Linked DNA regions of Mus musculus: all the other regions are linked to region 2. Evidence: chromatin loops called from intact Hi-C (ENCODE). Cell type or tissue: left cerebral cortex. All regions are shown on one strand. Each heading gives the region's core, and the rest is flanking DNA. Links, peaks and the distances in the headings are about the cores only.

Region 1 (8,512 bases), core at 353-8,352, 470 kb before region 2:
AAATTGAACCCAGGTTCTCTGGAAGAGCAGCCAATGCTTTTTAGCGGCAAGCCAACTCACAATTTCTTTTAAAAAATGATTGTGTTTAATGTTGACATATGCAATTCCTAACAATTACTTTTTATGAGCCTGCCACATGATTCCAGTACAGATCACTATATGAGCTGTAAAATTAATTTTACCATCAGCAATAGCAACTATGTATTCACATGTGTATGTGCAAGGGCATATGTGCAGATCTATGTACCTGTGTATAAAGGCCAGAGGTCAACAATGAGTATTTTGCTCAGTTGTTCTCCATCTTATATAGAGAGGCAGGGTCTCGCACTTACACCTAGAGTTTATTGATCTGGCCAGTCTGACTAGCCAGCATGCTCTCAGGTTCCCCAGCCAGCCACTGATTCTTGGAGATAAGATTATAGGCAGACCAACATATTCACAGGCCTTTATGAGAGGTCTGAGGATTTAAGATCAGGGCCTCAGCAAATACTTTACCTGTCATAAACACCATGACCAAAAGCAACATGGAGAGGAAAGGACTTATTTAGCTTATGCTCCTATGTCAGAGTCCATCACTGAGGGAAGTCAAGGCAGGAACGCAAGCAGAAGAGGCAAGAAGCATGGATGAAGGATGCTCACTGGCTTGCTCCCCACAGCCTGCTCATACAGAGCCACCAGTGCAGGTGTAGCTCCTTCTACCTAAATCATCAATCAAGAGATGCTGCAGATGCCAATCTGGTGGAAGCAATTCCTCATTTGAGGGTCTCTCTTCCCAGCTGACTCAGTGTGTATCAGATCACCAAAACACTAGCCATGAATAAATTTCAAAACCAATGCAATACATGGGGTTGAAAATTGTTTAAAATAAATAAGCCAGGTCAATTTTAAAAGGTCAGGCAATTGTGGCTTTCCCCTATTTCCATAAATAGAGGATAACATGGTGCCAAACATAACCATGGCACAATGTAAGTTCTCAGTAAAAGATGTGTGTGTGTGTTTTTTTTTTCTGAATGAAGAACACTATGCACAAAAAGTTACAATCATTTTCTATTTGGGTTTCACAAAGGAAGGTACCATATTATCAGAATAACTGGACAGTTTATGGACTTTTTTTTTTCTAATGTTTGAAGTTCCTTGGTACATGTTGAATGAAAAATGTCCTCCCAAGTTTACACATTGGAAGACTTGGTGACCATTTGGTGGCACTGTTTGGAAAGGACATGGGAGCTTTATGAGGATGCCTTGTCAGAGGAAATACCTTAGTGGGGTTGGTTTATACTCTAGTCATGCTTTCAGGTTTCTCTGTCTAGTTGCTGTGTAAACAAGAAGTGTGGTTGGCTCACCTCCCACCTCCTGCCACTATGCTGCCTCTGCTATGATGGACCGTATTCTTGGAACCATGAGCCTAAATAAGCCCTTTCCCTCCAAGATGATTTCTGTCTGCATATTTAATCACAGCAACAGAAAGGTCACTAATACCAGTCCCAAGTAAGAAACCATTTTTAAAATGAATGAACTAGAGCCTTATTGGTGTTTTAGATCAACAGCGGAAGTAAGGTGACTTTTGTCTTATTTGTGTCTTTGGAAAGTAGAATGGGAAGGGAATAGGGACGCCACAAGAAAACCAACAGAATCACCTAACCTGGACCCTTGAGGGTTCCCAGAGACTGAACCACTAACAAAAGAGAAATTATGGTCTGGACCACCCCCCCCCCACACACACACACATATGTAGCAGATGAACAGCTTGGTCTTTATGTGGGTTCCCCAACATAAAGGGAATGGAAGCTGGCCCTGAATCTACTGCATGATAGTAGATCCTGTTCCTCTAACTGAACTGCCTCAGTGAGAGAATTCACCTAGTCCTGCAGTGACTTAGTATGTCAGGATAGGGTGATAACCCAGAAGGACTCCGCCTTCCCATGGGAGAAGGGGATATGGGCAGGGGGTAAGCCATGTGAGGGGAGACTGGGGGGAGGGCTGTTATCCGGATGTAAAGTGAGTCAATAAATACATTTTAAAAAATTAAAATTAATAAATTTTTAAAAAGCGGAATGGACCTAGAAATACCCATTTTTCCTCATTCTGTGAAATGATATGTCCCAGCCACTACATGGACACGTAGTCAGTTACCTCCAGTTCTTTCAGGAGCTCTTCAGCTCTGAGACTGTTGTTTAGGTTGCTGATGTTTTCTGCCAGCTTTGGGAGAGAGCTGTTGGACCATCCTTCGATCTCATCTTTCCTTGAAAGGACATCATCCCAGATGGACAGGCTCACTCTCAGCATGTCCATGTTTTCCTCAATTCTTTCTGAAACCTGGGAAAGAAAATAGGAGCCAGGTCATCAATCTGAGGTTTCCGGACCCCCAGTCCCCTACAAATGCTTTCTTGATAAGATGAATTATATTTTGACAGACGACATTTTAAAATAATTATTGTACATTAATTCGTTTGCCTTGAATGCTATCACATAGACTGTATCCATTGACGACAGGGTTGTTTGCATTCTGAGACATTCACTTTTCATTTGCAAGGGTACTTCAGAATGCACAGACACGTCACATGCACTACATAAGTCTATGGGAGCTGGGCGGTAGTGGCGCACACCTTTAATCCCAGCACTTGCGAGGCAGAGGCAGGCAGATTTCTGAGTTCGAGGCCAGCCTGGTCTACAAAGTGAGTTCCAGGACAGCCAGGGCTACACAGAGAAACCCTGTCTTGAACCCCCCCCCCCCAAAAAAAAAGAGTCTATGGGAACTAGGGCTCTAGGGCTCTGCAGGGTGACATTATATCTATTTTCTTTCTTTTTTTTTTTTTAAACTTATTTTATGTGTCTGGGTGTTTTGCCTGCCTGTATGTGTATGATCACACATGTATAGTGCCTGCAGAGGTCAGAACATGGGATCAGATCCCCTGGGTCTAAGGTTACAGACAGCTGTGAGCTGCTGTGTGGTTGCTAGGGATCAAATCTGGGCCTTCCTCAAGAGCAGCCAAGACTCTTGGGCCATCCCCCCAGCCCTGTACTGATTTTCAAAGCCCCACTCTATGTAGCTGATCTTTGCTACTTTGTAGCTCTTTCTTGCACCCTTCTCTCCTCTTTTTCCACCCTCTCAACCTCCCTTACACTAGATAGGAAAGAAAAAGGAAGATTGAGGTGAGAGACAAAAGTGAAGAGATCCCTGAATCTAATTTCTTTCCTTTGTATTTCTTCTTCAACCACGACTACCATCAAAGTGTAACCAACCCTGACTCTCAGGGCCCTAGCATTTTTACACCCTCTGAAAAGTTCCCAGAATTCCAAATGTCACACAATCCTAGAAACTATCTGCAGCTGGCAAAACCACGCCTCTGCTAGAGCATGAGGCAAATCACAGTCAGCTGCCGAAGACAGTCAGAAGCTGCCCCATATCTCATACCTGGTGTTAAAACCAAAGCACATTCTTATAATGTTTCTGTTTGTTTTTAAGACAAAATTCCAGAATTCTCAAAAATGTCATTACAACTATATGTAGTTTTATTTATAATGCTGTAATATATGGACGGGCATTAATTAGATTTCCACATTATCTTTGATATTAAAAAAAATAGCAACTGGCCATGAGGCTGATGAATGCTGGTGTCAAAACCAAAAGCCATGCCTTCAAACTACGAGACCGATGCTCTTTGTTGCAAAGCTACAGCCTCGATACTGCAAATCGCTATTTATTGTGATTTAGTTTTCTATCAGTTATGAATAAATTATCCAATTTTTATCCATAACTCCAGCATTTTGAGAAGGGAAACATTCTACGTTGAATTTGTCATGCTTACAGTTATTAAATGGAACTCCAGAAATCTGTAGGTTTTGTCAGACTAACTCATGTAGCTTCTTACTACCTCCAACTGCTATGTGAACATGACTTTTCCTCACTTTGGAGTTGATTCTAAAAAGTCCAAGTGGAGTTCTGTTCTTTGGTTAATCCTCTACGGGTTTGACTGAGGAACCTGTGTGCAAGCCACTCACGGACACCAGGGGGCGCTCTTACATCCAGCCACTTGTCCAGGGTGCTCTCCATGTCTGTCTTGACCAGGCTGAAATCGCCGCTGTGGATTTTTTTCAGCTCAGATAACAAGTGTTTACCTTTGCTGGTAAAACTATCCAACTCTTTCTGTTTAGAATTCATTTCATTCCTGGAAGTTTCATGCTGCGGACAAAAATGTTTCCTTAATTAGTGAAACAGTTAGTGATAAGGATTTAAAAACATTTGCCTCTAAGACGTAATTTGTTTGGCTTTAGGCAGAAATGAATAATTGTATATGCATACACACATATATATGTATGCATATGCATATGATGTATATGTGCATATAACACACCTTTACATATACACATACAAAGGCATATGTATATGTATGTATCATTTTCTTGAATTAAAACAATTTTAGGATATTCATATTTAAAAAAAGTTGAACTGTTAACAGGAATTATCTGCATCTAAATGTAGAAGCAGGAACTACTGTGCAGAAGAGCAAACATGTGAGCAAACACACTAGACCATTACATAAATTTTACCTTGGAAAACGCCCACTTAAGGTCCCCCTGGTCCTTTATGGTAGCTCTCATCACAACGACATTGCTTGCATCTTCCAGAACGTTACACACTGTTGACTTCAAGCTCTGATATTCTCTTACTAAGTCAATGAGTCCACAGCACTGGCCCTGGCTGTAATGATTAAAGAAAATATCTCACTTCTCAAGCACCTGGATAGGAGTGAGTTTCCTTGGATTAGACCTAATATATCATAGCACAAATGTGTTCAGAAACAGGTGTGGATACCAACCATGGACGCCATACTCCTGTTAGTTAATACTGCTTAATTTAAATCCAGTCTGCTCTCCAACTCAGTCTTACATGAGTCACCTAAATATTTCAAATTTTAAAATGTTTTTTCATGCTCCTCTCTCTCTGTCATAAGGTGGGGTGAAAGAAACCAATAACAGATAAAACCAAACAATATTTGGTGACGTGGTTAAGTTAAAAACCTGTTAAAAAGTCATGATACAAGCCATTCCCAATTTTGTTTCAAAGGCCTTTGTGTGTGATGTGATGAGGTCTGAGGGTCCCTTCTTTAAATGTGTGCAAATGAGTGTCCAGATATCCCAGCATCCTTCATGGAAGAGAACCTCTCCACTGAGGTGCTTTGCAACATTGTCAAAAGTGCAGTGACTGTGAGTAAGTGACTTATCTTTTTGTCTTATTGGCTCTCCTGCTCTATTTAATTATTCTTGAGCTTAAACAGTTGGTGATCCGGGTAAGGGAAGTCTTACAGTTCCATTTTAAAAATTAAAAAAGAAGAAGATAGCTATGTGTTCCTGTTTGTATGTGTATGCGCACATATATATGTGCAGGCCTGTGAAGGCCAGATGCCAGCACCACATACTCTCCCAATCCATCTCTGCACTGTTTTTCAGATCAGACTTTGTCACTGAACCCAGAGATTGCCATTTCAATGAATCTGGCTGTCAAGCAAGCTTCGGTAATCTCCCTGCTTCCCCTCCCAGTGCTGAGATTACAGACAGACAGACCTTCTGTTTTCTGTGGGAGCTGACTGCAGACCCCCACACACCCTCTGTTTTCTGTGGGTGCTGACTGCAGACCCCCACACACCCTCTGTTTTCTGTGGGTGCTGACTGCAGACCTACACGCACCCTCTGTTTTCTGTGGGTGCTGACTGCAGACCTACACGCACCCTCTGTTTTCTGTGGGTGCTGACTGCAGACCCCCACACACCCTCTGTTTTCTGTGGGTGCTGACTGCAGACCTACACGCACCCTCTGTTTTCTGTGGGTGCTGGCCTGGTACTTTTGATTCAGGTCTTCATACTTGGATACACAACACTCTTCCCACTGAGCTATCTTCCCAGATCTACCTTTTCACAAAATTACTGACTACTTTAGGCTATTTTTTTTAACATATAAAATTTAGAATCATCAATTCCATATAAAATTAAGTAGAGATTCTGTTTGGGATTGCACAGTTATAAGAAAACCCTCAACAACAACAATTTAAAAAACTAGCCAATTTCTGAGAGGTAGTAGTACACCCCTTAGTGTCAACCCTCTGGAGGCAGAGACAGGGGGATATCTGTGAGTTTGAGGCCAGCCTGGTCTGTGGATGGAGTTCCAGGACAGCCAGGACTACATAGAGAAACTCTGTCTCAAAGCAAACTAAACGAAACAAAAAACTAACCAATTTCAGTAAGTATTTCATTAAAGAATATATATGTATGTATGTATACATATATATATTCATTAACCACCAGGCAAATACAAGTTAAAAACCCGAACAACCTCTATGTGTCTGTAAGAGGTGACAAATCAATCAATCAATCAATCAATCACAGTAGTAAGAATAGAAAACTACGCATATGTCCTGGAGATCTCCTGCCTGGTGTGGATACTTTGTTGAAATTCCTTGTCAGTTTCTTAAGCATATGCTCACCAAGCAGCTTCACTTAGGTTAAAACAACCAAGAATGAGACACCCATAGATATTCAAGATGTGATGATTTACACTGGAAATGCATCATGTGACCATCAACAAGTGACTATATTGTCTGTGGTATAGCCAATGGAATTTGCAGCTGCATATTTAAAAACTGAACTATTCACACATGATGTAGGGAAAGAGATGAAAGGACAGATGTAAAGTGGACCAAGGGTTGCAAGGACAGTTCCTGGCATTTGAGAGAGAGAGACAGAGAAAGAGAGAAAGAGAGGGAGAGAAAGACAGACAGACAGAGACAGACAGAGACAGATAGAGACAGAGACAGAGCGATGAGGGATGAGACATGAGGGGGATTTCTATTGTTAGAAGTGACACTATGAAACTCAATAGCTGAGTCCACCAAATGCATTTGCCAGAGAATTCCATAGGGACAAAAAGGCCACAAACAGATTGGGAAAGGATCTTTACGAATCCTTTATCTGATAGGGGACTAATATACAATATATACAAAGAGCTCAAGAGGCTGGACTCCAGAAATTCAAATAACCCCATGAAAATAATGGGGTTCAGAGCTAAACAAAGAATTCTCACCTGAGGAATACTGAATGGCTGAGAAGCACCTGAAAAAAGTGTTCAAGATCCTTAATCATCAGGGAAATGCAAATCAAAACAACCCTGAGATTCCACCTCACACCAGTCAGAATGGCTAAGATCAAAAATTCAGGTGACAGCAGATGCTGGCGAGGATGTGGAGAAAGAGGAACACTCCTCCATTGCTGGTGGGATTGCAAGCTTGTACAACCACTCTGGAAGTCAGTCTGGAGGTTCCTCAGAAAATTGGACATAATACTACTCCTGGGCATATACCCAGAAGAAGTCCCAACTGGTAATAAGAACACATGCTCCACTATGTTTATAGCAGCCTTATTTATAATAACCAGAAGCTGGAAAGAACCCAGATTTCCCTCAACAGAAGAATGGATACAGAAAATGTGGTACATTTACACAATGGAGTACTAGTCAGCTATTAAAAACAATGGATTTATGAAATTCTTGGACAAATGGATGTATCTGGAAGATATCATCTTTAGTGAGGTAACACAATCACAAAAGAAGTCATTACATATGCACTCACTGATAAGTGGATATTAGCCCAGAAACATAGAACACCCACAATACAATTTGCAAAACACAAGAAAGTCAAGAAGAGGGAAGACCAATGGGTGGATACTTCATTCCTCCTTAGAATAGGGAACAAAATATCCATAAAAGGAGTTACAGAGACAAAGTTTGGAGCTAAGATGAAAGGATGGACTATCCAGAGACTACCCCACTCGAGGATCCATCCCATAATCAGCCACCAAACCCAGACACTATTGCATATGCCAGAAAAATTTTGCTGAAGGGACCCTGCTATAGCTGTCTCTTGTGAGGCTATGCCAGTGCCTGGCAAATACAGAATCGGATGCTCACAGTCATCTATAAGATGGAACACAGGGCCCCCAATGGAGAAGCTAAAGAAAGCATCCAAGGAGCTAAAGGGGTCTGCAATCCTATAGGTGGAACAACAATATGAACTAACCAGTACCCCCAGAGCTCGTATCTCTAGCTGCATATGTAGCAGAAGATAGCCTAGTTGGCCATCACTGGGAAGAGAGGCCCCTTGGTATTGCAAACTTTATATGCCCAGTACAGGGGAATGCCAGGGCCAAGAAGTGGGAGTGGGTGGGGAGGGGAGCAGGGCAGAGGGAGGGTATAGGGAACTTTCGGGATAGCATTTTAAATGTATATAAAGAAAACATCTAATAAAAAATAAATTAAAATAAAAAATAAAAAAAAAGAATGAAGTGTCCTAAGTTTTCTGGACACAGGCCTGGTTTGAATATAAACTGTGGAATACAGGATGCACTGTACAGGAAAAAAAAAGAAATTAAAATATAATGAACTCAATTACCAGTAATATAACAAAAGAAGTAAAGTTTAAAATTCTAATAGCAGCATCTTGCAGTGGCTGGTAATAATCGCT
Region 2 (8,512 bases), core at 373-8,372:
TACAGACCTATCATTTCTGTAAACTCCGTAGGGACTCTCCCTTGAATAGAGCACACTACACACCAGTCTTATCTGTAAGAGTGTGAGGTATGTCTAAACTCCCTTAATACTCACAGCTGCCCAAAAGGCAAGGTTGCTGCTTTCCTTTTACAAGGATGAAAAAACCATTGCTCAGAGGGGGAAAACAAACAAACATGCCCCAAACAGATTCTCAAATCATGGACATGATGACTAGCAAAGCTGTACTCTAACTCCAGAGCTTGTCTCTGGGTCCTCTCAACAGCAAATCTTCAAAGCAATGATATCCCAGCCATTTGAAAGAAGCACAAAGAAGTTTCATATCAAACACTGAAGAAGACAGTTGCAAGCTGGGCCTTAGGTGGGTTGGTTCTGCCCTCTGGTGGAACCACAGAGAGAGGCAGGACTAAGAGACCATTGACGACAGAGGAAGGGAAAGAAGTCACCCCACGTTCTCGGCTCTTCCAAAGTTTGAACAGTCATGAAAAGGACAGGGAACTCTAAAAGCAACACTTAGGACTATGGGGCGAATACCCATCCTGAATTTAAGCAGGTTCATTTCATGATCATGCTTGGACTGATTATACTGAACTGAGCCTGGCAAGCGATAGCCTACTCATAGCCACTTGCCCTTGACTGTGGGAATTTATGTGGCAAGTTTCCTCAAAGTTCTGTCACATTGAGTCCCTCCTGATGCTGGCCCATAATGTCTTATTGGGAGTGAAATAATCCTTTTCTCATATTTGGCCTTTGTCCACTTATTTTATGAGAGCAAATGAAGCAAACCTAGGAAAGTATCTATAGTTGATACAGTTCACACCTTAATTAACCCAAATTACAAAAACTCTCATAGACACGCTCAGAGTTCAAAACATCCTAGACAATTCTACACTGATAACTCAAAACCAGGTGCCTGTAGACTATCAGTCTCAAATGCAACAATTCCACATATCATAAACTTTGCTCATCAGTGCAGAAAACCATTAGGATACATAAGGAACATGAGATTTGTCTCAATATTTTGTTAACATACTATTATAGTACTTATGTTAATTCAATATAAGTATACACACTTTTCAAACATATGTGTGTAATGCTATTTCAGTTTTTGGTAGGGATCAATGAAAATGTGAATGTGACATAATTTTGACTCTTAACAATAAAAATTACCATTGTAAACCATAAATCTCCCTTAGCTGAACTCCATGCTGAAGAACGTTAAATTAATGAATCATGAAAAAAAAAAGAATATAAAGTGAGTTTCCAAGTACCTCACATAACACAGATTTTCCCACAACGTTCTAGCCACACAGGCAAAGCACTGAAGGTAAAGGAGACGAGTAACATTTGGAGCAATAAACAGCAGAGGTTGAAATTTTACTAGAAATAATTCTAAGTGAAACGGATTTTGTTAGTGTTAAAGAGACGTGATCGCGACTACAACACACTCCCTCTCAGGAATGGATTGTTAGAAAGAAATGAATGTGGTGTTCTTATCCAGCTTGAGTTCTTAAGGCTTATGAGTCCCTAGGACGATGCCCCACTGGCGTAATTGACACTCCGTGCTCCTTCTGTCAGCTCCCCAGTGGGATAAGACAACTCTTTGCTCACCAAGTTGGTCTAACACCAATGGGTGTCAAATGTAAGCCCGCTGCTGCAAACCGGCAATAGCTTGGGGTTTCTCAGACAGCCCCTACACGGGTAAGTTTCTGAGCTCCAGCAGCTAGGAAGGGTGGGAAGGGCTGCACACCCCTCTTCCCTCTGTACTTCAATCACAGACATTCAATATCCCCATTTCACATAGGCCAGAGGGCTATTCCTTGGAGTGATAAGAAACCATCACCTTTTAACCACTCTCTTAGGCACTCTCCTTGTCTCTTCCCAACTGGGTCCCAACAGAATATAGGGGTGGCGTAAATATTGCTTGTGCATCTGTGTCCCGAGCATCTGTAGGTTCGTGTAAGCGCTGGTTTATTTGGGGGGTGGGAGGATCTGCTTGCCTCCATCTTGGGTCTAGCATATCAGTTCAGCAGTAGCCTGACCCAACAATGCTCTCCTCCTTTGTCATCTTACAATCTCCTGTACTACCTTAAAGGAGTTTTAATCCACCCTTTAGAACAAGGAAGTCAGTCATGGATACAACTGAAATACTTTTGCTTAGAAAGTATGAGCCAGTGTGGAAGCAAACACTTAAGCCATCTATTATTATCTGTATGAAGTTTAAAAGCTGGGTTCTCTGATGGAACTCAGACGTAGGCTCGGACGTAGGCTCTGCATTTGACTTTACCCAGCAAGCTCACATTGTATACAGAAGGAGCTCAATAGATGTTCTAACTAAGAACAAAGGAATAACTTTTAAAAACTAAGGTAACACTTTGAAGTTATTTAAAGGTTCATTGGTTCCATACTGGAACAGCTTATTTTATCTGGCAGTAAGTCTATCTTCCCTAGTTGTCCTACTGAAGACAAAAAGCTTTTTCATTATCAGTAGCACAGTAATACAGATGAGAAAAAATTTAACACAAGATTATTTTGGCTATAAAAATCACAAAGTCGTGCCAGGCGTGGTGGTGCATACCTTTAATCCCAGCACTTGGGAGGCAGAGGCAGGCAGATTTCTGAGTTTGAGGCCAACCTGGTCTACAGAGTGAGTTCCAGGACAGCCAGGGCTACACAGAGAAACTCTGTCTCAAAAACCCAAAAAAAGAAAAAATCACATAGTTATTGGAAGGGATTCCTTCATTTTGACTGTCATTATAATAATTAACATTTTGGCCATAAGAAACTGAAATGCTAGTTACGTTTAGTTATTTATGTCACAATTGTTTAGTATTTCTCTTGTGTTTTCTAGTTTAACCATTGTATCAATAGTATAGGTAGGCAGTCTTCTCTTTTCTATATGCTTTGAAAACAGCTTATCCATGTTAAAAAATGATTTTGTCCAAGGTAAAATAGTGAGAAAGAAGTTGAAGCCACCAGCATCTGATGAGGAGGAATCAGGTGCCACCACTGTGTCACAGGGGCTTTGGAAAAACAAAATCTCATGGTAGGTGGGAGAAATAGCTGAGAGTGTCCAGTACTCATGCATAATAGGACCAGAGTTCAGATCCAACACCATGTCAGATGGCTTACAGCTGCCTGTGACCAGGGAATGGTATACCCTCTTCTGGTCTCCACACATACATGTACATCGTACATGTACAAATAAATAAAGGTAAGCCAGGCGTGGTGGGCAGAGGCAGGTGGATTTCTGAGTTCGAGGCCAGCCTGGTCTACAACGTGAGTTCCAGGACAGCCAGGGCTATACAGAGAAACCCTGTCTCAAAAAACAGAAAGAAAGAAAGAAAGAAAGAAAGAAAGAAAGAAAGAAAGAAAGAAAGAAAGAAAGAAAGAAAGAAGGGAGGGAGGGAGGGAGGGAAGAAAGAAACAAACAAACAAAGAAAGAAACAAAGAAAGAAACAAACAAAGGTAAAATAAAATCTCTCAGTGTACCTTGCTTCTGACTCCATCTCTCTGTTGTGGATAAATTTACTTTTTACAAGGTAGCAGCTCAGCATTACATCAGCAAAACATAGTGGATATCTAACCTCAGTGTTGATTTAAGATCTTTTTAGATTCCTTTTCCTCATTTTTCTAGTAAATGTACTCTCACCGCCATATCTAGAATAAAATGATTTCTTCTAATAAAAGAAAAAAAAAAAAAACAATAACTTGAGCTCTGAACATTACAGTCCTCTAGCTTGACACATTAGTTATGGTGCCAGAAAAGACTTCTTTGAATCTCAGGTGAATGCCATAGTGTTTAATTACCCAGTAAATCTAATATATGATTGTCTCAATCACAAGATGAAAAGTGGCCATCTGATTTTGTTTTTGCTTTGTACGAAGAATATTGAACTGAAGAAGTGAGATTTACCCTTCACGTCTGAGACTAAAAGTTAAACTGTTTAAAATATAACTATTTTAATATAGCAATATATATGTACTTGATTTTCTAACCTGGCAACATAAATTGGATAGAAAAGCAATACTATTCTTCCATCCCTTTTTATATTAGATTCACAGGAATGAACACTGAAAAGGACGGCGTTGAACGCGCGCCATCTCGTGGTAAGGTGTTCAAACTGTTGAAGTATAATTTGAAGAAAAGGGGAAAATGCCATACAGTCAGGGCAGTAGAGAAACGATCCATCTCTCACCTATTAAGTCTTCAGAGGGCCTTCGAGTTGTGTTTAAAAGGCATGGCAAGATTCCTAGGCAGAGTCCTGGAAATGTTCGTCTTCTGGTACCCAACAGCGTTGGTGCGTTGTAAGTTGATCTCAGGGCTAACCTGTGAAGACAGCATTTGATTCTATGAAGTGGGCAACAGCGAGGTTGAAAACACCCATGCGTATGGGCACACTGGGGTTTAGCAGGATCGCTAATCCATCATTCCCGACATCTGAGAGGAGAGTTGACTGATACACAGGACTGTCAAATCTGAAGGGTCTTCACGAAGAGTAAGGTCTCAGTTAATCTGCATCTGCCGTCAAAGTGTTATCCAAGGGACACAAAATAGTCATTCACCTCACACTCCAGCAGGATGATGAAACACGGGTCGTGGGTAACGCGGGCTGCTCTCCGGCTTGATCAGAGGGGCCATGGAAGGGAGTCGCCGCCAAGCTGAATGTCCAGCTGGGATCTCACTTGGCCACTGCCAGCCTCTTCTGAATATAATGTGTGTTCTTACTCGAACACGCACCAATTAGGGAATCCTGTGGTCTAGATTTTAATCCAGAGAGCAGGGTCAACCGGGTCTTACAAGAAGTACAATTCTCCCACTCTTCTCAGAATTGCAGACTAATCATTGACTCTAAACATAAAATTATACCGTGTACAGCTGGGCTGGTAAGATGGCTCAGCTGGTAAAGGTGCTTGCTGCCAAGCCTAACGACCAGAGTTCATCCCTTGGCCCCACGGGATACCAGAAGAGAACCAACTTCCACAAGTTGACTTTTGACCTGCACATCTATGCCCTATAGCAGGCTTGTACCCACCCAAATAAATAAATGTAATGATTTTTTTTTAATGTAAAGTTTCTAAAAATGAAGGTGGAAGAAAATTGCTGTGTAAGTAGATTATTACTTACTACTTAGCTATAACATGAAAAACGTGATCTATAGAAGGGAAATCATGGGCCAGAGGTCACCTGCCACGATGGTTCGCTACTCTCTTGACCCAGAAAACCCCACAAAATCATGCAAATCACTTTAAGAACACCGGGGAAACTGCCCAGGCCATCAAGGGTATGCATATCCGGAAAGCCACCAAGTATCCGAAGGATGTCACTTTAAAGAAGCAATGTGTGCCATTCCGGCAGTATAATGGTGGAGTCTGTAGGTGCGCCCAGGCCAAACAGTGGGGCTGGACACAGGGTCGGTGGCCAAAAAAAGAGTGCTGAATTTTTGCTGCACATGCTTAAAAATGCCGAGAGTAACGCTGAACTTAAGGGTTTAGACGTAGATTCTCTAGTTATTGAACATATCCAGGTGAACAAGGTACCTAAGATCGCCGACGAACCTACAGAGCTCATGGCCGGATTAACCCACACATGAGCTCCCCCTGCCACATTGACATCATCTCTCACTGAGAAGGAACAGATCGTTCCAAAGCCAGAAGAGGAGGCTGCACAGAAGAAAAAGATATCCTAGAAGAAACTGAAGAAACAAAAACCCATGGCCCGGGGATAAATTCAGCATAAAATAAATGCAGATAAAGTTTTAAAGGGGGGGGGGGAGGTCATTTGGAACAATAGGGAAAAAATGAAAATGTTTCTTCTAAGATGCTAACAAATTGAAAGACAAGAGACAGGTGAATAAAGCATCTGATCAATAACACGGAGCCTTCACAGGACCAAGGGCCTCTCCTCCCACTGATGCTAGATGAGGCCTCCTCTGCTACATATGCGGCTGGAGCCATGAGTCCCTCCATGTGTCCCTCTTTGACTGGTGATTTAGTCCCTGGGAAATCTAGGGGCTCTGGTTGGTTGATATTGTTGTTCTTCCTATGGGGTTGCAAACTCCTTCAGCTCTTTCAGTCCTTCCCCTAACTCCTCCATTGGGGTCCCCATGCTCAGTCCGATGGTTGGCTGCAAGTATCCACATCTGTATTGGTCAGGCTCTAGTAGAGCCTCTAAGAAGACAGCTTAAGAAACAGTATCAGGTTTCTGTTAGCAAGCACTTCTTGGCATCAGCAATAGTGTCTGGGTTTGGTGTCTGCAGATGGGATGCATTCCCAGGTGAGGGAGTCCCTGGATGGCCTTTCTCTCAGTCTCTGCTCCACTTTTTGCCCTTGCATTTCCTTCAGACAGGAGCAATTCTGAGTTAAAATTTTTGAGATGGGTGAGTGGCCCTATCCTCAATCAGGGGCCATGCCTAAATTCTGGATATGGTCTCTACAGGTTCTCCCTCCCCTTTGTAGGGTATTTTAGCTAATATCATCCCCATTGGGTCCTGGGAACATCTTGCTTTCCTGTCTTCTGGGACTTTCTAGTGCCTACTCCCAGTTTCCCATCACCCATTGCTACACACCTCTGTTAAAGTTCATGACCCTCTGTACTTCTCCATCTCCTCCCATTCTTGATCCTTCTTCCTTCTTTTCCCCTCTCCATACTCTCTTCCTCCCAAGTCTCTCTCACCGTCTACCTCCCATGATTATTTTCTTTCCCCTTCTAAGTAGGACTGAAGCATCCACACTTTGGTCTTCCTTCTTCTTGAGCTTCATATTATCTGTATCTTGTATCTTGAGTATTCCAAGCTTTTTGCCTAATATCCACTTATCAGTGAGTGCATCCTGTGTGTGTTCTTCTGTGACTGGGTTACCTCACTCAGGATAATATTTTCTAGTTCCATCCATTTGCCTGCAAATTTCATGAATTCATTGTTTTTATAGCTGAGTAGTACTCCATTATGTAAATATACCACATTTTCTGTATCCATTCAACTGTTGAGGGATATCTGGGTTGTTTCCAGCTTTTGGCTATTATAAATAAGGCTGCTATGAACATAGTGGAGCATGTGTCTTTGTTATATGTTGGAGCATATTTGAGGTATATGCCCAGGAGTGGTATAGCTGGGTCCTCAGGTCCAATTTTCTGAGGAACTACCAGACTGATTTCCACAGTGGTTGTACCAGCTTGCAATCCCACCAGCAATGGAGGAGTGTTCCTCTTTCTCCACATCCTTGACAGCATCTGCTGTCACCTGAGTTTTTTTTATCTTAGCCACTCTGACTGGTGTGAGGTGAAATCTCAGGGTCATTTTGATTTGCATTTCCATGATGACTAAGGATGTTGAACATTTCTATAGGTGCTTCTCAGCCTTTTGAGTTTCCTCAGTTGAAAATTCTTTGTTTAGCTCTGTAGCCCATTTTTAAATAGGGTTATTTGGTTCTAACTTCTTCTTTGTATATGTTAAATACTAGCCCTCTATTGGATGTAGTATTGGTAACGATCTTTTCCCAGTCTGTTGGTTGCCATTTTGTCCTGATGACAGCGTCCTTTGTCTTACAGAAGCTTTTCAGTTTTATGAGGTCCCATTTGTCCATTGTTGATTTTAGAGCATAAACCATGTGTTCTATTCAGGAAAATTTCCCCTATGCCGATGTGTCCAAGGTTCTTTCCCACTTTCTTTTCTATTAGATTCAGTGTATCTGGTTTTATGTGGATGTCCTTGATCCACTTGAACTTGAGACATTGACCTATTCTAAGTTTACAGTGCATTTGCAATTTTACAAGGGAGTTATATCATGCTAGGTGTATTTTAATGTCCTGGCTATTGTTTCATTTGGACATGAGACATGATTTATGTCAAGGTAGCAAATCACTGGATTGTGATGGCTATTCCTGCTTGTGAACTTGACTACATCTGGAATGAAGTACAATCCAGAAATGGAGGGCACACTTGTAATTCAGATCTTGAGGTGGGAAGACAGGCATCTGACCCAGATCTTGACATGGAGATCTTGAGGCACAGTGGCTGTGAAAAGTTTAGGCCCAGGCAAGGTAGTATACGCCTTTAATCCCCAGAGACTGAGGCAAGCAGCTGTCTGAGTCCAAGGCCAGCCTGGGACAAAGCAAATTCCAGATCCAAGCTCAGTGGTTCACACCTTTGATCTGGGCCTCACCTTCTGCTGAAGGCCACATAAGGACTTTGGGAGAGAAGGACTACTCACTTCCTTGATTGTTTGCATTTACTTGCCAGCACATCTGTTGGAACCTACTTCTACAGAAGACCAATCCTGGGATTGAGTGACAACTAGATGTTTGGACTTCCCATTCACAGCTGCCCATTGTTGTGTTAGCTGGACTTCAGACTGTAAGCCATTACAATAAATTCCATTAATATAGAGAGACATTCCATTGATTCTGTGACTCTAGAGAACCCTGAGAAATGCACCAAGTACCATGGAAAGATGCTCATCAGCCGTCCATCATCAGGATATAAATGAAAGCTGT
Region 3 (8,512 bases), core at 112-8,111, 160 kb before region 2:
GCCTGGGTTGTTGGGGGTTCCCAGGGGATCCTTTGACCACAGTTCAATTAGATATATGTAACCCAATCTTGATACTAAAAGTTCCTTTTGGTGACAAGGGATGGAAAGATGAGACTTTGTTTCTCCCATTATTTGGCCACTTCATTTATATTGCCTTCATCTACACATAGTTTTAGGAAGTTTGTACTGTATCAGGTTTCCAGACTACTCACATGGACCTTACTTTTAGCTGTCTCTCCCCATATTTCCTCTCTCGGCTCCCCTCTCCCGTACTCACCACATTTGATGCCCCCATTCTACCTACCCTTCCAGTCATCCATAATTATCTATTTGATCTCCATTTCTTAAAGAGATGTATCTGTCCTCCCTACTTGCTTACTCTATACCTAACCTCTGTGTTTCTATACATTAACAGCTAATGTCTCTAATTAGTGAATGCATGTCATCTTTGTCTTTCTGGGTCTGGGTTACCCAACTCGGGATGATATTTTTCCCTAGTTCTATCCATTTATCTTCAATTTTTGTGACTTCATTTCTTTTAACAGCTAAGGAATACTCCATTATGTAAATGTACTATATTTTCTTTATCTATCCCTTCTTCTGTCTGAGCAACATCTACATTGTTTCCAATTTGGGGCTACTAATAATGGAGCATCAGTGAACACTGTTGAAGAAGTTTATCTGTGGTAAAATGAAGCAGCCTTTGGGCATATGACAAAGAATGGTATAGCTGGATCTTGAGGTATATCAATTGACATCTTTCTGAGAAACCGCCACACCATTTCCATAGTGCTTGTGTAAGTTTTCATTGCCACCAGCGAGGGATGAGTGTTTCCTTACTCAACATCCCTACCAGCGTGAGCTGTCATTTGTTTTATTGATTTTAGCCATTCTGACAGTTGTAAGAAGAAATCTTGAAGTCAGTTTGATTTGCATTTCCCTGGTGGCTAACAATGTTAAACACGTCTGAGATTTTTCTGTCATTTGAGTTTCCTCTTTGGAGAATTCTCTGTTTATATGTACATAATTTTAATTGGCTCATTTGTTTTCTTGATGTCCACATTTTTGTGCTCTTTATATATTTTGTATATTAGCCCTCAATCAGATATGGATTTGGTAAAAATCTTTTTCCATTCTGTAAACTGCCACTTTATCTGAATGATCATGCCCTTTGCCATGTAGGAGATGTTCTGTTTCAATGCTAGAGCAATGGAGGAGGGGTGGGGTATGTGAGGAGGGGGAAATCTGTGTGATTCACTGGAGACTGGAGCAAAAAGGAAGGAAAGGCCCCAGTAGATAGTCTGCTACAAAGCTGTGGGTGAGACTGGAGGGCTGGACTTGAAGAAGTAGAGAGGTGACAATCTTAAGTTAAGCCACCTACTCCCTGGATCAAGTGCCAAGTGACCTTTTTAATTTGAGCTAACTCCGTGGCTTAGACGTTTTCCATATTCTGCTACAAAGTTGTTACTTTATATAGGAAATTAAATTTGCTTCACAATTATCTAGATTTGCAATTAATTAGGCTCATAAATTAGTCTAAATTTTTGGAAATAAAATTTCTGAGTCAAACATGGGATAAATAAAGTATTTTGACATATATTTTATATATATATTATATATGTTATATATAATATATATCATATATTATATATATATATCATATTTTTCTAAATGAACCTGAAGACTAAATAGTTTATAGTTTTCATTTTTTAAATTGCAGTCCACCAAAATTGCTATAATTCCTAAATGAAATTTACCTTCATGTTTTCAGTCATCTGTATCAGCATGGACCATCCTCCTTATTTTTAAGACTGCAAGAGTGCCTACCTTACTATTATAATAACCCTTTGCAGATCTTAATATTTTTGTCCATTATAATTTGCCTTTGTACAAAAACAGACGGAGTTGCCTCCCTGCCAGATGGTGAAGTGGAAACCTGGTTATCTGACTTGGATCATGGGAGCTTTCTTTGTCGCCTCTGCCTGCCTCGAATCAGCAGTCAGCGATGTCCCTCACGTGGGCCCATCAATGTTCACTGTGGACCAACATCTGTAGTCACTCACCTCACAGCGACAGAGGAGCTGAGCCAACATCCTGCCTGCAAGATGCAGTTTCCTCCTTTCGACTCCTTGCTCCCGGAGAAGCAGAATGAAAGCGAGACACCATTGAAATTCCTAATGTAACAGCCTTTGTGTCTCTTTAAGGCATTCCACTTCTGAGCAATGGTGGTGAGGATGAATGCTCGTGACTTTTCTCACATCTGTGGCTAAATTCCCAGCAAATGCAACTGAAGGGAGGATGGGTACGTTTTGGCTCACCGTTTGAGAATATCCATCATGGCTGAGAAAGCGTAGCTCTCAGAATGGTCGGTGCCTTGTCACCTTGTGTCCACTGTAAGGAAGCAGAGAGAGATGAGATTGTGGACCAAGCTCTCCTACATCAACCAAGACAATCCATAACAATCACGATTCATCCCCCCCCCCCCCCCAAAGATGTGTACGCATGGTCTAAGAGCAACTCAATTTCTCAATCAAAGCTCTCTTCTCAGATCACTCTAAGTTACGTCAAGTTGACAGTTAAAGCTACCTGGACAGGAATGAATACACAAACCCTTCAGGTTGAGAAGAAAACCAGATTGGGTAAAGGAGAAACAGGACCACTTTGTATAAAAGCCTCAGTTGATGCCATAGGAAATTCTGGAACTGTGTAGGCTTTCCAGAGATGTCCCAAACTGAGAGAAGTTGGTTATGAGTCATACCCCCTATCGCCCCACCTGCTTGGGTAAGGAAGCTTGGCCTTGAACAAGTTGATTCTTATTTCCTAGATGAGTTAAACAATGCCAAGACAAGCCGCCAATACTCCAAACATAGGTACTGTAGCTATAAAGCAGTAGAAGGATCTAGGTAGTGTTTTACTGCAACCATGAATTCTGCCATTAGCATATGTAGTGATTTCTGAGCAATTTTCTAGAAGTCTAGAAAACCGTGAAAGGAAACCACAGGTTAAACATAGTCTCTAGTGTTGGAACTATCTTGCAATTTGCAATTCGGGCTAAAACTGTGCTCTATGCCTTCCTTTCCAGACTCCTATTAATTTGAGGCTACATAGCTGGCACACTCTGCTGCATACCCAGTAAAGAAGCAGACCATCATCCCTCAGGTGTCAGAGTCCCCTTATTTCACTCCTTTTTCAGGATGTGGCTACTAGATTCATCCACTTTCTAAACATGAGAAGAAAGGGAGAGCACCAGTAACAAGTGTGACTTAGCTACATGGAACACTTACAGTGCCCCCAGGGTCAAGAAAACTCCTTATCCTTATCGGGATCTTCAAGAGCAGCCCAGTTTTGCAGGAAGGGGGACCACAATTTTCCAATGAAGATTCCTCTCCCATGTGCCAGTTCGAGAGTTCAAGTATTCTATTTAATGGGCAGCATCTTCTGGTAGCTGCAGGAAAACAACAACAACAACAACAAAACCAAAACAAACAAACAAACAAACAAAACAAAACAAAAACTACCCCAGTGGTCAAGCAGCAATGTGGCCATATCCTCTCCCCCACAGCACCTACCATTTCTGTTGTTAGAGCATGCTCTCTGTTCAGTGGGTTGTTCACTAGCAGACTCCACGGCCAATTTAATCCTCGTGCAATGATGCCTACCCTTTTTGGATGCGGAGTTGCTATAATTTCTCAAAACAGTAGCATCTTAAGTTTTTTTTTTTTCCCCGCTAATTGAAAGCTGTGGGTTTTTGAGTTAGGATGAGGACATTGGTCTCCTAGACTAAAAGCTGCCATAAAATGATTCAGATACGGGATATTAGAATGGGGATTAAGACAAGATGGATTGATCAAATAACTACAGGGTGTGCTTCCTAGAAGTTCAGAGTATCTTTCCTGAGGGAGAAGCGACAGGAGCTGGGGAATATGCTGCTATGCTTGCCTTGGGTCTCTGTGCCTAGAGTTGACTCATGCCTGGCACGTTCCCCAGTCATGATCTCGTGTGGGGCTTCTGACAGCACACTGACCTTTCCTCTGGATATGTACCAGCACTGAATCCAGCCTCCTCTTCTAAAGGAACTCAGGCAACATCAAGGACTGGAATGGTATTCTCATTTATTTATGTTTCAACCACAGGCTTCAAAAATCAATTGCTCATCATTCTGACAGCTTCCTGTGAGCTAAAATGGCCTTTCTTTGTCCATGCATCTATGCAGAAGGCTTTGAAGATTTGTCTAAGGATGACATTGATGCCAATATTAGAGATTGGCTAGAATTGCCAAGATGGACCAGAACACATGGCTGGGAACACAGGGACAAGGGAAACCTATCCCAGGATGCAGCTCTGTGGCCAGGTTTCTGTCTCTTTTAAGCTAGGTTTGATACTACATGTGATTTAGAGTCCTGGGGGGTGGGGGGGGGGGGCTCCTCCTAGCTACTGCCAAGTAGCAGGATAAATATTCACAGCTTATGTAGCATTAAAGTATTTGTTCAAACTTCTGTTTCCACACAAAGTGTAATCCTATTATTCCTATTATTCATGTGCAAATCCAATCATTTTCAGATTTAAAGTTCTGCCATATACTGGTTTGCCTTCTCTCCCTTTCCTGTGTATTACTGAGTGTTTCTACTTGCCTTGCTGTGTCTTATGGAATCTAGATACAAAATGAAGCCATGCTGCCCTCTACTGTTCGGTCTCAAACTTAGTAGATGGTGTAGATGTCTACCATCTAGTCCTCACCCTGACCCTCAATTCTCACCATTTCCAAGGCATAGAGATGCCATGCCACCAGTTCTTCTGCTGTGCAGAATGGGTGCAATGGTACAGAGCCCATTCACCTGATCAGTAGATAGCATAAATTTCAAGCCAGCCACTAGACATCACTGTTTCTCATTTCACCCATCAGTAAACCTAGAAGAACCCTGGGTTAAAGACTGACTACTGAGAATGTGGGCTTGGAGTGGGAGGGAATATAGGACCAGTGACTGTGAAGGTAATCAAGTTTGCTTTTTAATTATAAGAAATATTTATTTGAATTATTATCCCCTCTTTAAACTCTCTCATCTTACAACTCTCTGAAGTTGTAATTTCTCTACCATTTCCTCTTCTCTCAAATCTACTTTCAGAAAAGTTTCTGTTAAACAACTTTAACAGCATATCTGTGACGCACAGAATTCATAGCACAGAAATTCTCATGTAATTTTAAAGCAGGGGGGTTCTGAAATGAATAATCTTTGTAGGAGTCCCGGCATCTCTGAGGAAGATGGGTAATGACGTTTTAGAGTCAGGGGAGAGGTTGTTTGCCATCATGCCCCTGAAATCACCATGTTTCCAGTTGCTTATGATTAATTAAGTTAGCTACTTTTCTCATCTCTGTGTCCAAATACCTAACAATAATCAACTTAAGGTTTACTCTGATTCACCATCCGTCATGAGAGTGAAAGCATAGTAACCTAATCACGAGACGGTTGAGCACATTTCATCTGCAGTCAGTAAGCAGAAGATAAATGCTGGTGCTCACCTTACACACCTTTGTCATGGGATGGTGTTGCCCACATGCAGGGTGGGTTTTCTCTCCTCAGTAAAACCTCCCTCAAAATATGCTCACAAATATACTAAAAGCGGTGCCTCAGAAAAGCCCCAACTACTTTCTTAGTGGATCAAGTTGACAATAAAAATGAGCCACCGCATTCATTAGGAAATGTTAGAACATGAAATTACTTCTAACAGCACAATTTCAAGAGAAAATTAACTGTTACTGTAACACTACTTTCACCAAATCACTAGCATAACAAGAATAGAAGAATTCTGAAAAGAAATTTGAATTGTCAAAGTTAAAAGAATTATAAGCAAAAAAGATTAGCTACTCAAATTTCTTTAGTTAGTTACTCAAACTTCAAACATAGGTAATCAAATTACACAGAGGGAAGGTTTATTTTTGGCTCATGATGCTGTGGATTTTAATCTCTAGTTGGTTGGGCCAGTGCTGTGGGGGCTTGTGATGGAAACGTAGATTACATGGACAAGATGCTGAGTAGCAGACATGAATGGGCTGGGAACCCACCGTCCTTTCTGGGACATGTCTCTAAGTCCAAACTTTCTAACTTGTATCTTAACACCCAGTGGTCAACCTTCTCTCCCTCCCCCTGAGCCCTCAGTCTCTGGTAATTGCCCTAATCAACTTCCATGCCATCAACTCTAGATCTCTCATGTGAGGTTATGTCCCTCTTGTCTTTCGGTGCCTTGCCTGTGTCATTTAACATAATAACCTACAGTTGTGTCCATGCTGTGGTAAATGCCAGGCAGACAACATCAGAAAGAAATCTCCTTGAATATCTTCACCATAAATGAATAATAAATATTTAAGGTTATAGGTTTGCCCTGACTTGAAGTTTAAACAGTGCATACACATGTCAAAACATTAGCTCACATGTTTGTCAAAACACCTTAATAATGCAGTAAAAAAGTAAAAGGAATTTCAAGTATATTCTTGCCATGTGGGTGCTGGGAGCTAAACTTTTTAACTGCTGAGTTAATTCTCCAGCCCCAAGAAGTTTTGTTCAATGAAAGATCAGAGGGATCACCAGGATTTGAAGGTTTCAAACTGTTTGTTGTAGTTCAAAAGAAGCCACAGCATGGATGTATATGACAAAGCATTTCCATGTTCCAATCAACAAAATAGGAAAATGGATGCTTAAATTTTATATAATTTTTATGTGTCCCAAATACATTTATGATTTTGATCTTCTAAAGATATAAATGTCCCTCTTAACTTACATATAAAAGGCAACTGGGTGTGTCTCCTTGGTCCTACATGTAGGCTTCACTGCTCCTGCCTCCTAGGGTGGCAATGATATAAGGTCTTCCAGCTGAGGTTGCGTGCAGGTGAATTATACAGACATAGGTATCACAGACACAGGCATACGCCACAGGGAGGCATTCATTCCCCCTAGTGACCATGTGTTCATTTAGCCCTTTGCAGGAAGAAAATAAAGGTGAACGTGGATTTCTGCCTTATCTTCAGAGTCACTTCCACATGACCTCCGTTTAGTTTACAGAGCTACAGTTCACCGGCATTGCTTTTGGTTCTTTTGACAATAAGTGGGAATGGAGATGCTGATATCTTTACAAGCTACGTGATTACCTGACGAGTTAGCACCAAGAGTGTTGGTGACAATTTCAAAATAGGGCTGGCCCTTTATGGAAAGACAGACCCTCAGGAAACTGGATTCCACTCTCATCGCCTTTAGTAAACATGGGAGGGATGGAAGAGCTACTGCAGACATCGCTTATTTATTTGGAGCAGGAATAGATTGCCTTTGCTATAGAGTTGGGTGAAGGTTTTCTATGCTGTGCTGAGCAGGCTTGCTTGCATAGGGAAAGCAGTTGAAGAGACTGTGGAAAGACGAAGTATTGAAAGGTAAGGAAGAGGCAGAGCTAAACAGTAAATATGGCTTTTTGTTTACTAGATTACTCATGACAAATTTCATATAGTCATTTTCCTTATGATAAACATAAGAAAAAAGAATCTATGTTAGCTGGTCAATGGATCTCTGGATTTCTCCCTATTTCTTTAAACAAACAAACAAAATACAGAAACATGGTCTTTTTGTTTGTTTGTTTGTTTTAAATCTGAGAGTTACGACTTTGAACTGCAGATGGTGCTGTGATTCTATGAGTTTATGTCCTGTTTAAATCTGTAGCAAGAACTGATTCTTTGATTTAGTCTATTTTCCTCGATAGGTAAAAATAAAATTAAATTCTCTTTATTATTTTGTTTTATCGTGATGATGGGAGAAACTGTTCTTATTGCCTCGTGCTTCCTTGGACCACTGATAAGAAGCCTTGATGTGATTTTGCGGCTTCTTCTCCTCCAGGATGGAGTTCTTCGTGATCCCTAACCTATTTATTTCCTGGTGCTTCTTTTCAATGAAGTTGTTTCACCGAGGGTTTTGGTGACAATGATCTCAGGATAAAAAAAGAAGATCCATATGAAAACTATTTTAACCTCTAGTTTGTAACAACTAGCTTAAAAAAAAAAAAAAAGATTTCCTGGAATTAAGCCACAGGAACTCTGGCTTAAGTCAGACCTGTCAGCTGGACAACAAAATTCCAGACATTTTGAAATTTAATTCATTTAATTTTTCTTGTAAATGGATTAGAAAATATGATTAAGCTCTAGCAAGATAATTCTCACTGCATTGGCCGGCCCTCAGTGCAACAAAGAGAGACTAAAATCTTAGAGGACAATAAAGTAAAGAAAATTGAGAGCTATATATCCCTAAGGATATACGTAATAAAACACACACACACACACACACACACACACACACCAGGACTTTTAAATGAATGGACATTGCCTTTGTTTTCCATGACACTCTTAGGATAGCTGCATTTTGACATTAAGTCCCAATTAAATGTATGTCAGGCTACTTTGAGGTTAAAATCAACAAAAAAAAATTAAGCATTCATCACAGTACTCTACAAAGGTCTTTTCCCTGATCCTTTGAAATCA

Evidence for each region. A loop is a pair of places that touch in the nucleus more often than their neighbours do. Peaks named below come from ENCODE experiments on the same cell type or tissue, not always from the same donor. Only the 100,000 strongest peaks of a DNase experiment are listed, where the experiment ranks them.
Region 1: it touches region 2 in a loop (3-fold over the local background); 6 of 42 quality-filtered maps call a loop at or near these places.
Region 3: a loop joins it to region 2, with 5 times the contacts of the local background. A loop is called at or near these places in 20 of 42 quality-filtered maps.

The regions. Positions count from the first base shown.
Region 1 is chr10:5,313,792-5,322,303 of GRCm38, forward strand. Syne1 (spectrin repeat containing, nuclear envelope 1) reads right to left here. Exons shown (of 146, transcript NM_001347711.1): 42 at 4,552-4,702; 43 at 4,025-4,183; 44 at 2,134-2,316. Among named protein-coding and RNA genes, the nearest start is that of Gm51757, 8.8 kb to the right of the region's middle. In left cerebral cortex, for the core only: a CTCF peak has its summit at 4,006 (motif pointing right); a DNase peak (open chromatin) is centred at 4,018.
Region 2 is chr10:5,786,730-5,795,241 of GRCm38, forward strand. Gm30617 (a long non-coding RNA gene) reads right to left here and starts at 4,782. Exons shown (of 3, transcript XR_380053.1): 1 at 4,585-4,782; 2 at 4,218-4,348. In left cerebral cortex, for the core only: CTCF peaks have their summits at 397 (motif pointing left) and 4,118 (motif pointing left); DNase peaks (open chromatin) are centred at 405 and 4,129.
Region 3 is chr10:5,629,869-5,638,380 of GRCm38, forward strand. No RefSeq gene overlaps it. Among named protein-coding and RNA genes, the nearest start is that of Vip, 5.1 kb to the right of the region's middle. In left cerebral cortex, for the core only: CTCF peaks have their summits at 4,680 (motif pointing left) and 7,633; DNase peaks (open chromatin) are centred at 2,773, 3,913 and 4,676.